Regions from separate parts of the Mus musculus genome. Here region 1 is linked to region 2. Evidence: chromatin contacts called from ENCODE Hi-C or POLR2A ChIA-PET data. All regions are on one chromosome and are shown on one strand. The core of a region is the stretch at or near the end of the contact, and the rest is flanking DNA. Distances in the headings are between cores, read along the strand shown. Region 1 overlaps Sipa1l1 (signal-induced proliferation-associated 1 like 1). Region 2 holds the start of Sipa1l1 (signal-induced proliferation-associated 1 like 1).

Region 1 (4,394 bases), core at 1,590-4,089, 87 kb before region 2:
GGCTTTGCTTTATGTCCCTTCTCTTAAACAAACTACAGTTTGTGGAAGGTTGGCCTGTTTCCTAAGAATAGGGAAAAGGTCCTTGATTTTATAATATTTAAATATTTTGGGGGGAGGGGTTGCTGTCAAGCTAACTTCCATTTTTAAAAGCTGCCTTTACAAACTGCATGTGCACACACACTCTAGGCCTGACATACAGTCGCTGTGTGGCTGCCTAGGATGATCTCAAGGTCTAGGCAACTGCCAGAACCGAACAGCACTGGGTAGTGAGCTTTGAGGAGGCCTGGCCCACCCTACCCAAAGCTCTAGGAAGGCTGACAAAGAGGAGAGTAATTACTCAGAGAACAGAGTAATTAGTTGCTAGGAAAATAGCAGTGGGAGTGTGAAGTGCGGAGGGAAGAGACAGAAGCAGAAGCCATCCTATTTTGTTGAAAACTGTAGCAAGGTGCTAATGCTTCAACTGTTCCCTTTGAAGCCACTTCTGCAGGAGCAAACAGCTTTTCAGGCCTCCAAAGGCATCTATCTGCACAGTGCACAATTTCCCACCTGCACAGAGCAGCCAGCAGGGAGGGCAAGGGCGCAGCACCCAGCTTCCCAGCGGGGAGGGCTAGGGCGCAGCACCCAGCTTCTCAGCCTAGCACCTGACATGTGCAGGCAGCAGTGCATGCCTGGAGAGGGTGGCTGTTGGTTCCCAGTGGAAGACAGATGTGGCTCCTTCATATGGTAGAGGAGTTGCCTGCTCTGATGTCAGAATGGGTTGTCCCATCTGGCCCAGTGCAGCCTTTTCCAGATTTCATGGTGGTCACTTCAAAGAGGCGAGTGGGAGAAATAACACCATGAACCAGGAATGGCACAGATTTACACTGATGTGCAGGGTAAGGGTCTGTGCCTACCTACAGAACAGCACTTACACCTGGATTCTGATGCCAGAGGAGCCTGAAAACTTACTTAAGTTTCTTCCTCTTTTGTAAGATTTATCATATTTATTTATTTATTTATTTATTCATGTGTTTATTTATGCACTTACTGTGCAGCAGGACACTGTGAGAGGACACCTGTGGGGTGTCCTCCTGACACATGGGACCCAGGGACCAACCTCAGGCCATCAAGCTCAGTGGGAGTGACCTGACTCCCTGAGCTATCACACGGGCCCTCCCTGGCTTCTTACAACATGAACAATGGTCGTATGTATCTCCTCATAGGATGGCTAAAAGAATTAAATGTGTTAATTCACGGAACTGTGTTTTTCTCTAGGACCTATAACATTGAAGTAAAACTTCAGCCAATGGTATTCCGTAACACTCCAAGGAAGATAAACCCAGCCTAGATGAGCATGGCCAGTAAGCCACCCCTCACCGCTGGCCTCGATTCCTAATAACAATGACTCAGTTTGATGGCAATGGGAGCTCCATTCTGTCCGGCCTCACAACTGCTTCATTCCAGTTCCCCATACACACCTGGAACATAGAGAAAAGAGCAGAGCCACTGTGTCTGTGACTCTGAGAGCTGAGACACTTTCTCCTGACTACAGAAACTGTCTCCTGTTTAGGGAACTCAAAGGAGGGCAGTCAGGTGACAGCAGAGGAGAGCCGGGCACTCAGAGATTGTTCTAGGTAAGAGCCCAGTTGCCCTCTGAACCACCATGTGAATCCCAGGTCAGCAGAACACTTAATGTAAGTGACAATGGACTTGGAGACTCTAGAAAAGCTGGCAGGGTCAGCAGATCCTGCTGTCCTGGACGGAGACACAGACAGGATGATCTGAGGACACTCACCCATCTCAGATTGACTAAACCAAAAAGATCTGTGGAGTCATCTTTTTTTTTTTTTTAACTCAGCTATATAAAAGAGTGTTCCTTAACCTGCTCAGACTGAATGGCCCCAGAATATTCCGACACAGGCACACAACCCCCAGGCTGCCTACCTGATAAATGGCATAAATAAATGCTATTCTGAATAAAGACTGATTTTTTTAACTGAAGTTCACTTAAGTCTTTAAGGGGCACAAATAACCCACAATAATGATTTATAGTCTACCATCTGCTAATCATAAATCCATGAGTGCTCAGACCTAGGACTAGTCATTTTAGGGAGAAAAAGAACTATGGTTTGGTTAGATTAATTATCAGTATTTATTTATGATTAATTATTAGTTAATTAATTAGATGTTGTGTGTATTTTGCATTTTTATTTTTTAGCAAGAAGACAGGGTTTCTCTGCTTACAGCTCTGGCTATCCTGGAACTTGCTTTGTAGACCAGGCTGTCCTGAAACTCACAGAGATCCACCTGCTTCTGACTCCTGAGAGCTGGAATTAAAGGCGTGTGCCACCATCACCCAGTTATGTTTTGGCTTTAACTACAAAATTTAAGACAAATTCTTAGAAAGTAGTGGCTAAAAATATACAACTTTTTTTCTCTCTTCTTCTTTTTTAATTTGATTTTTTCCAATCAGGGTTTCTCTGTGTAGCCCTGGCTGCCCTGGAATTCACTAATTAGACCAGGCTGGCATCAAACTCAGATATCCACCTGCCTCTGGCTCCCTAGTACTGGGATTTAAGGTACATGACAGCAACAACTGGCTACAAGTTTTTTTTTTTTTTTTTTTTGTTTGTTTAAAACCAACAAAAATATTTGCTAAGTCTAAAGGAGAAAAACAGTTGATTAGATTGGCTCAATCAAGCAACAAAGACGTGAAGTTTTGGTCAGTGCTGCTGGCTTGCCAGGAGCTGAACAGGCAGGAGGCTCCAGCCTTCCCTCTAGAGAAGGCAGTCAGGCATGAAGCACAGCACTGAGTCATCTGAAGCCCGTTCCTGGCCCCACAGATGCTGCCAGAAAAAAAGCCTGGAAGTCGGGCTCAGCAGAGCCAGACAGCAGGGATTAAAGCAACCATTGAGCTTTGAACATTCGTGAGGTACATGGGAGTGAGGACAGCATGAGCGCGATGCCACAGGAACAGACACTCAGACAGCCTCGATGGATGTGCTCTGCTTACAGGCCTCCGGTGCGAGATGCTGAAGATGGGTGTTGCAGCTCTTGTCTGGACTGCATTCTGCGGGAGACTTTCCACGCAGGAACCATAAGCCTCACAAGAGGACAATTTCTCTCTGGCTACTCTGCTTACTAAGAGATGTCCCATGTGGCCCAGCAGCCGTAAACTCAGACCTACCTCCGTGGGGTGCAGTCGTCATGGGGAGGGATAATGACAACCTTCACTGTGACTGATGTTCTCAAGAGATCGATCATCTGTTCATGGCTCAGGGTGGCCACTGCTACCTTGCAGATCTCCACCAGGCGGCTGCCCTGCCTCAGCCCTGCTTGCCATGCGTAGCCGTAGGGTTCTACATCCGCCACAATGCCCTCATAGTTGACATGGAAGCCAAGCTGCCCCAGCCCATTTCTTCGCAGAGTCATTTCCACAGATTCACAACCTTTTGAAACAAACTAGACAAGGAAATGAGAGGTACTCAGTTAATCATTAACAGTGGACTTGGCATTAAAGAAAATGCTGCCTTTAGTTATTCCGAACATCCGGTAGCTGGTTGGAGGGCAGGCTGGTTAGTCCTCTTCCCTAGTCTCTAATTTGGTAGGAAAACACAACACACTGGCTGCCTCCACAGGGACCAGTGGCTTTCCTGACATAGAAAAATCTGGGATAGGCTGGCAGCAAAAAGAACCTGTATTCTACTTTCAGCGGTCCTTAAAAAATAATCCATGGTGGGTTATTGACAGCTTTATTAAACAGCTTTCTCAGCAACTACAGGAACACCCGCCACCAGGGCAGTGAGACTGGGTTATGTGCAGGTGACTTCCCAGCACAAGACCCCAGACAACATGTCATCCCACCCGCCCAGGGCTGCTACTTTTCCTCAACAAACAATGGAAAGCAGGAACGTCAGATAAACTGTGTTGCTTCACTCATCAGCAAAGGAATTGCCAGAGTAGCCAATCTTGCCCCAGGCCTCTGTGCCCTGGCTTTAGTCTGCGAAACCCCAGGAGTGAGCATGGTTACAGCAGTCTCACCTGCAGCCTTCTGACAATTTCTTTGATATCTTCACCGCTAATGAAGCTCTCCACCGACACACATTCTCCCCGCTCATAGAAGATTTTGAGGCTGGTGTCGCTGGAAGTCCACCCTATGACATCTCTGCAGGAGCAATTGAAAGCCACACTCTTTGTCTCCTGCTCAATGAGGACGATGAACTCGCTGGAGATCCCAAGGAGGCAGTCGAACTCCATGGCCTTGTTGTAGTCTTTGGCCCGGACAGCCCACACAATGGCCCCCATGCTACTGAGCTCAGCTCCTGGATAAGGCTTAGACTTTTCCTTCTTCTTGGAGGCCAGAGAAATAAATGGAAACTTGCCAGAAGGGTCAATAGGTGTGTTGGTGACATTCT
Region 2 (4,677 bases), core at 114-2,613:
CTAATTTTTAAAATCAAAAACAAGTGTTAAAAACATGAGTACAATGTGTTCTAGGAAGATAGCACAGGTCCACGCTGCCTGCAGACACATCTTCTCTGAGAGCAAGGCTGGTGCCTGGGCCCAGGCGCTTCCTAGGCTCCGTGGACAGCTGAGTAAGAGGCACAAGCTTCTGGGTGAAAACGAAGAGAGAAAGAGCGCGCATCTCAAGGTTTATCCTCCCATCCTGAATACTAACTCACTAGAGCTCCCGCTGAGAGCAAAGAGGATGCCAGTCAACACCACGCCGTGCCAGTTTAATTTAACGGTATTATTTTGCCTTGCTTTGCAATTACTCCCACAGTCCCTGGGGGAAACTAATGGATTACTAAAAATAAAGTAGGGATTAAGTGAATCATTCGGGTGTTTTGGCTCCCATCTCAAACTGGCTTTAACAGAAAGGAAATGGACTGGCTCAAACACTGCGTATCTCAAGAGGGGACAGGCTTCAGGGCTGGCTGCCCTGGGTTCTGGATTTGTCTTCCATCCTGTGTGGTTTTCTCGCTCGGGCTGGGAGCCAGCAGGCTAAAGCCACACCAGACCTCACAACAGCATACAGTGACATCCAGGGAGAGTAGCGGAGGTTTCCCTGAGCTCTGTCCTAAGTATGAGGTGACTTCCGCCAGAAGATTAGGTACACCTGCCTCAGGGTCTCGAGCTGCAGAGTCACCCACTGGGGTCTCTTGGTGCAATCCTGCCACAGGGTCTCCCACCCAGAGTCTCACGAGCTAGAGCTAGAACTAGAACTAGAACTAGAACTAGAACTAGGGCTGTTTCTGAGACCATCCCCCTGGCTAGGCATTGCCTCAGAGTTGATGAAGGAGCCAAAGTTGGCAAGCCAGTTGTGGACAGGCAGCTTGAGACCACAGCTCAGCAGGTCCACCCTTCAGCTGTGCTCAGCCTCCCTGATCCCGAACACAAAGAATAGACAGCATAAGTGACACAGTTCAGCCATGCTGCCCATTCTGCTGGCCACTACAGGCAAACACTGGGTGTACAGGAACATGCAGGTCATGACTATCACCATGTTTTTGTATGTGAAAGTAAAAAAATTAAACCCCAGGAAATAAAGTGAATGCCCTGTGAAAAGAGGAAACTAAGTTGTTTTTCTTGGTTTTATATTTCTTTCTCTGCAATTAGAAACTCAAAACATACATATTGGGGTTTAACTAAGTGAATGTCCATTTGCCTGAATGCATCTGGGGGCTCCATCCCCAGGAAGATATTCAAACCCAGAAAGCCAAAGTTTGCAACATTGCTACTTACTGTGTTCTGGTGCCATGGCCACAGACTTAAGACAGCAGCGTCCACACTAATGACATATGACCTACAAACAAACAAGAAACACTTTGTAAGAGCATATGAAAGGCCACCAAGACTACACTGTTCACACAGTCTTGACAAGGGACTTATCTTTGAGGTGAACAGGCTGGCATTCATGAAGCAAGCAGCATTAATTGGGTTAGAAGTGGAGGTGTCTACAATACTAGCCCATTATAAATATTTCTAAGATCATCTGTGTCAACTGTAGGGCAAACTTTGTTTTTTATTTATTTCTAGACAGATTTCTCTCTATTATCCTGCCTATCCTGGGACTTGGTACGCAGACCAGACTGCCCTCAAACTCAGACATTCTCCTCTGACTCTGGAGTGCTAGAGTTAAAGCTGTGGGCTCCACACCCAGCCTTGGACTTTTCTTTCTTGCTTGCTTGCTTTCTTTCTTTACTTTCACACACTCACACACATGCACATGCAAACACACGCACGCGCGCACGTGTGGGGTGGTGTGTGCCTGTGGAGGTCAGAAAGGGGCACTGGACCCTCGGAAGCTGGAGTCCCTGCTGGGAACAGACTGAGTCTCCGAGGAGCAGGAGGCTCTTAGCTGCTGAACTGTTTCTCCAGCCACAGATCCAACTTTCCAAAATCAAAATAAGCAGCACATTTCAACTGAGTAATAGTGTTGACTTCTAAAACAAAGAGAGAAGAATAAGAAATGAACCTCAAACAGTATGTAGATTTAAAAGAAAATGTAAGAAGCCCGTTAGCCTGACCTCTCCAATACCCAATGAACCTAGTCCTAATAGAGCATGAACCTGGGAAATAAGCTTCAATTTCTAATTCTCTAAAAAAAAATGCACATGTCTGCCTCAGCAAAGACTCTTGAAGACTGGAATGGCTTTTAATATTCACAAATGAAATAGAGGAGTGCTGCCCCTGCCCAGCCTGGAGATCTAGTAACAGTACAGTGGAAGCCCACCTTGGTGGCACTTTTAGGAGGCCGAGGAGTTTGGGATCAGCACAGATAACACTGCAGCAAACATGGAAAATATTAAGAAGAACAGCAAAACACAACAGCAAATCACACCCTCGATTAAACGGACCTTATGATGGTTAGTTTTGAATGCCAGCTTCCCAAAATCTGGGAACCTAGTTTGAATTGAGCAATTATTTAGATCAGACTAGCGTGTGGGCAAGTCTGTGCAGGATGGCCTTGACTGCCAACTGATAAAGGGACACTCACTCAGACCACTATGGAAAACATCAGTCCCTGGTCAGGGAGCTCTGAACTGTATAGGGTAAGAAAAAGCCTAGAAGACAGGAGAAGCAGACAACATGAGTGTGTTCATATCTCTCTTGCTCCTGACTGTGGTGTGGTATGTCTTGTCACATTACTAATGGTTTGTTTAAAAAAAAAAACAAAAAAAGCTTTAACTTTTCAAGAAGCATCCCTGACTTGGACTAGTTCTGACTTCTAAACTTTCCATAACTTGCATCTTGGGTTCAGTGCACATTAATTGTGATAATCCATTTCACCATAAGCTTCAACTCAATATTGTAATTTCCTGAGGGGCAAGCAAATGATTGGGAGAAGTAGATTCCACAGAAGCCAGGGACCACAGACCACAGCCCCACAGTGCACGCTACATTTCATTCATCAGGCTTTATCAAGAGAGAAAAAGAGAAGAGAAGAAAATGTATGGATGGGAGTGAAGTCTGTTCACTCCACCGCACAACTGGCACCAGCAAGAAACTGGAAAGCCCTGGAAGCTAACCCAGGAAGATTAAGTTCCAGACATCTGTGCAAAGGGGCCTCTGACCATCTGCCACCCTCCCCTGCAGCAGGCCTTCCCTGACCAGGAGAGTGTCACTGCAGAGGTGCTCTCCTAGTGCCTTAAGGAATGCCCCTAACTCCAGAAAGACAAAACACTAAGATCCAAAGAAGCTGGCTAAGTGGATGTAAATTATTACGACCAAAACCCATTTCCTGGGCTGGTGAGATGGCTCAGTGGGTAAGAGCACCCGACTGCTCTTCCGAAGGTCAGGAGTTCAAATCCCAGCAACCACATGGTGGCTCACAACCATCTGTAACAAGATCTGACTCCCTCTTCTGGAGTGTCTGAAGACAGCTACAGTGTACTTACATTAATAAAATAAATAAATCTTAAAAAAAAAAAAAAAAAAAAACCATTTCCTTTGACTTTGTTTCTTCTGAAAGATCCAGGGGCACATGGCACATAAAACTTCTATTAAATACACCTGCATGTGTTTCTCTTGTTTGTCTACCTTTCAATACAGGAGCCTGAGCCATGAAAAGCAATGTATCTCCCAACAACATGAACAGAAATGTTCAGAGCAGTGTGGCCCCTGGAGCCAAAACCTAGAAGCCTTTGCAATGTGTATCCACATCAGAAGAGAATAAAGGAGTTCCCTAGAATAGAATATGAAAAAAAAGGAGAAGGACAAAGCACTGCCTGCCTTCAGCAGAGCTGATCTGCTCTCATGATCACTCAGGTCATGTATCCAGTGTTAACCCTTTACTACCACTGTTTGTACTGCTATCAGTTATTCCCATTGTTTCTGTGGGAGCTCAGTCTGCCTGGAATTGAACACTAAAAACATCAAGACAGCCCATAGGTCACTTGACAAAACCCCATCATTCTTAAATCAATTCCTTACTTCTTTTTAAAACAAAACAAAATGTGTGTGCGTGCATGCCAAGTGATTTATTTACTTATTTTATGTATATTTGTACACTGTAGCTGTTTTCAGACATACCAGAGAAGGGCATCAGATCCCATTACAGATGGTTGTGAGCCACCATGTGGTTGCTGGGAATTGAACTCAGGACCTCTGGAAGAGCAGTCAGAGCTCTTAAATGGGGAGCCATCTCTCCAGCCCCTAAGTTCTTACTTCTTGAAATCTCATGTTTCAAAGTCTTCGTCTGTACTTTTCAATCCTGACAGTACCCATTCCTCCAAAGTGATGCATTTCTCCAAGAATGGTGTTTACAAATAATAATCCAGATACCAGGTGCTGCTGCACTAATGGATACTTCTAGGCATGTTAACTGGATGGAGAGAGGGGCCATACATGCATGTGTGCTTTCCCATGTATTTATATGCTATGAATCTACCATCCACCTATCAGTCTACTGTCTATTATCTATCCATTATCTATCTAGCTAGCTAATATAGCCAAGGCTGTTTTTAGAAACTTAACAAGCCGTATATAAATTTTACATTACAAGAAAAGACCAAGAAGAACGCCAACCCTCCATAGCAAGGTCAGGATTGGACAGCAGTCCTCTCTCACAACTATTATCTACTACACAGAAAGAATGTCTGATTAATACAGACACTG

The links. A loop is a pair of places that touch in the nucleus more often than their neighbours do. ChIA-PET counts read pairs that join two places held with the same protein, here RNA polymerase II (POLR2A).
Region 1: POLR2A ChIA-PET joins it to region 2 with 13 read pairs in Patski. The contact joins the enhancer-like site here to the promoter of Sipa1l1 in region 2. A Hi-C loop is called at or near these places in 2 of 37 maps with a recorded cell type or tissue (T-helper 17 cell and v-Abl transformed pro-B cells). POLR2A ChIA-PET finds 5 or more read pairs at or near these places in 1 of 5 experiments (Patski).

The regions. Positions count from the first base shown.
Region 1 is chr12:82,396,393-82,400,786 of GRCm38, reverse strand. Sipa1l1 (signal-induced proliferation-associated 1 like 1) reads right to left here. Exons shown (of 21, transcript NM_172579.3): 8 at 4,021-4,394; 9 at 3,167-3,441. Among named protein-coding and RNA genes, the nearest start is that of Gm30916, 6.9 kb to the right of the region's middle. Within about 2 kb of position 2,839, at least 1 of the 3 ENCODE cell types and tissues checked has a DNase peak (open chromatin) inside an H3K27ac peak, as active enhancers do.
Region 2 is chr12:82,308,035-82,312,711 of GRCm38, reverse strand. Sipa1l1 (signal-induced proliferation-associated 1 like 1) reads right to left here and starts at 1,363. Exons shown (of 21, transcript NM_172579.3): 1 at 1,303-1,363.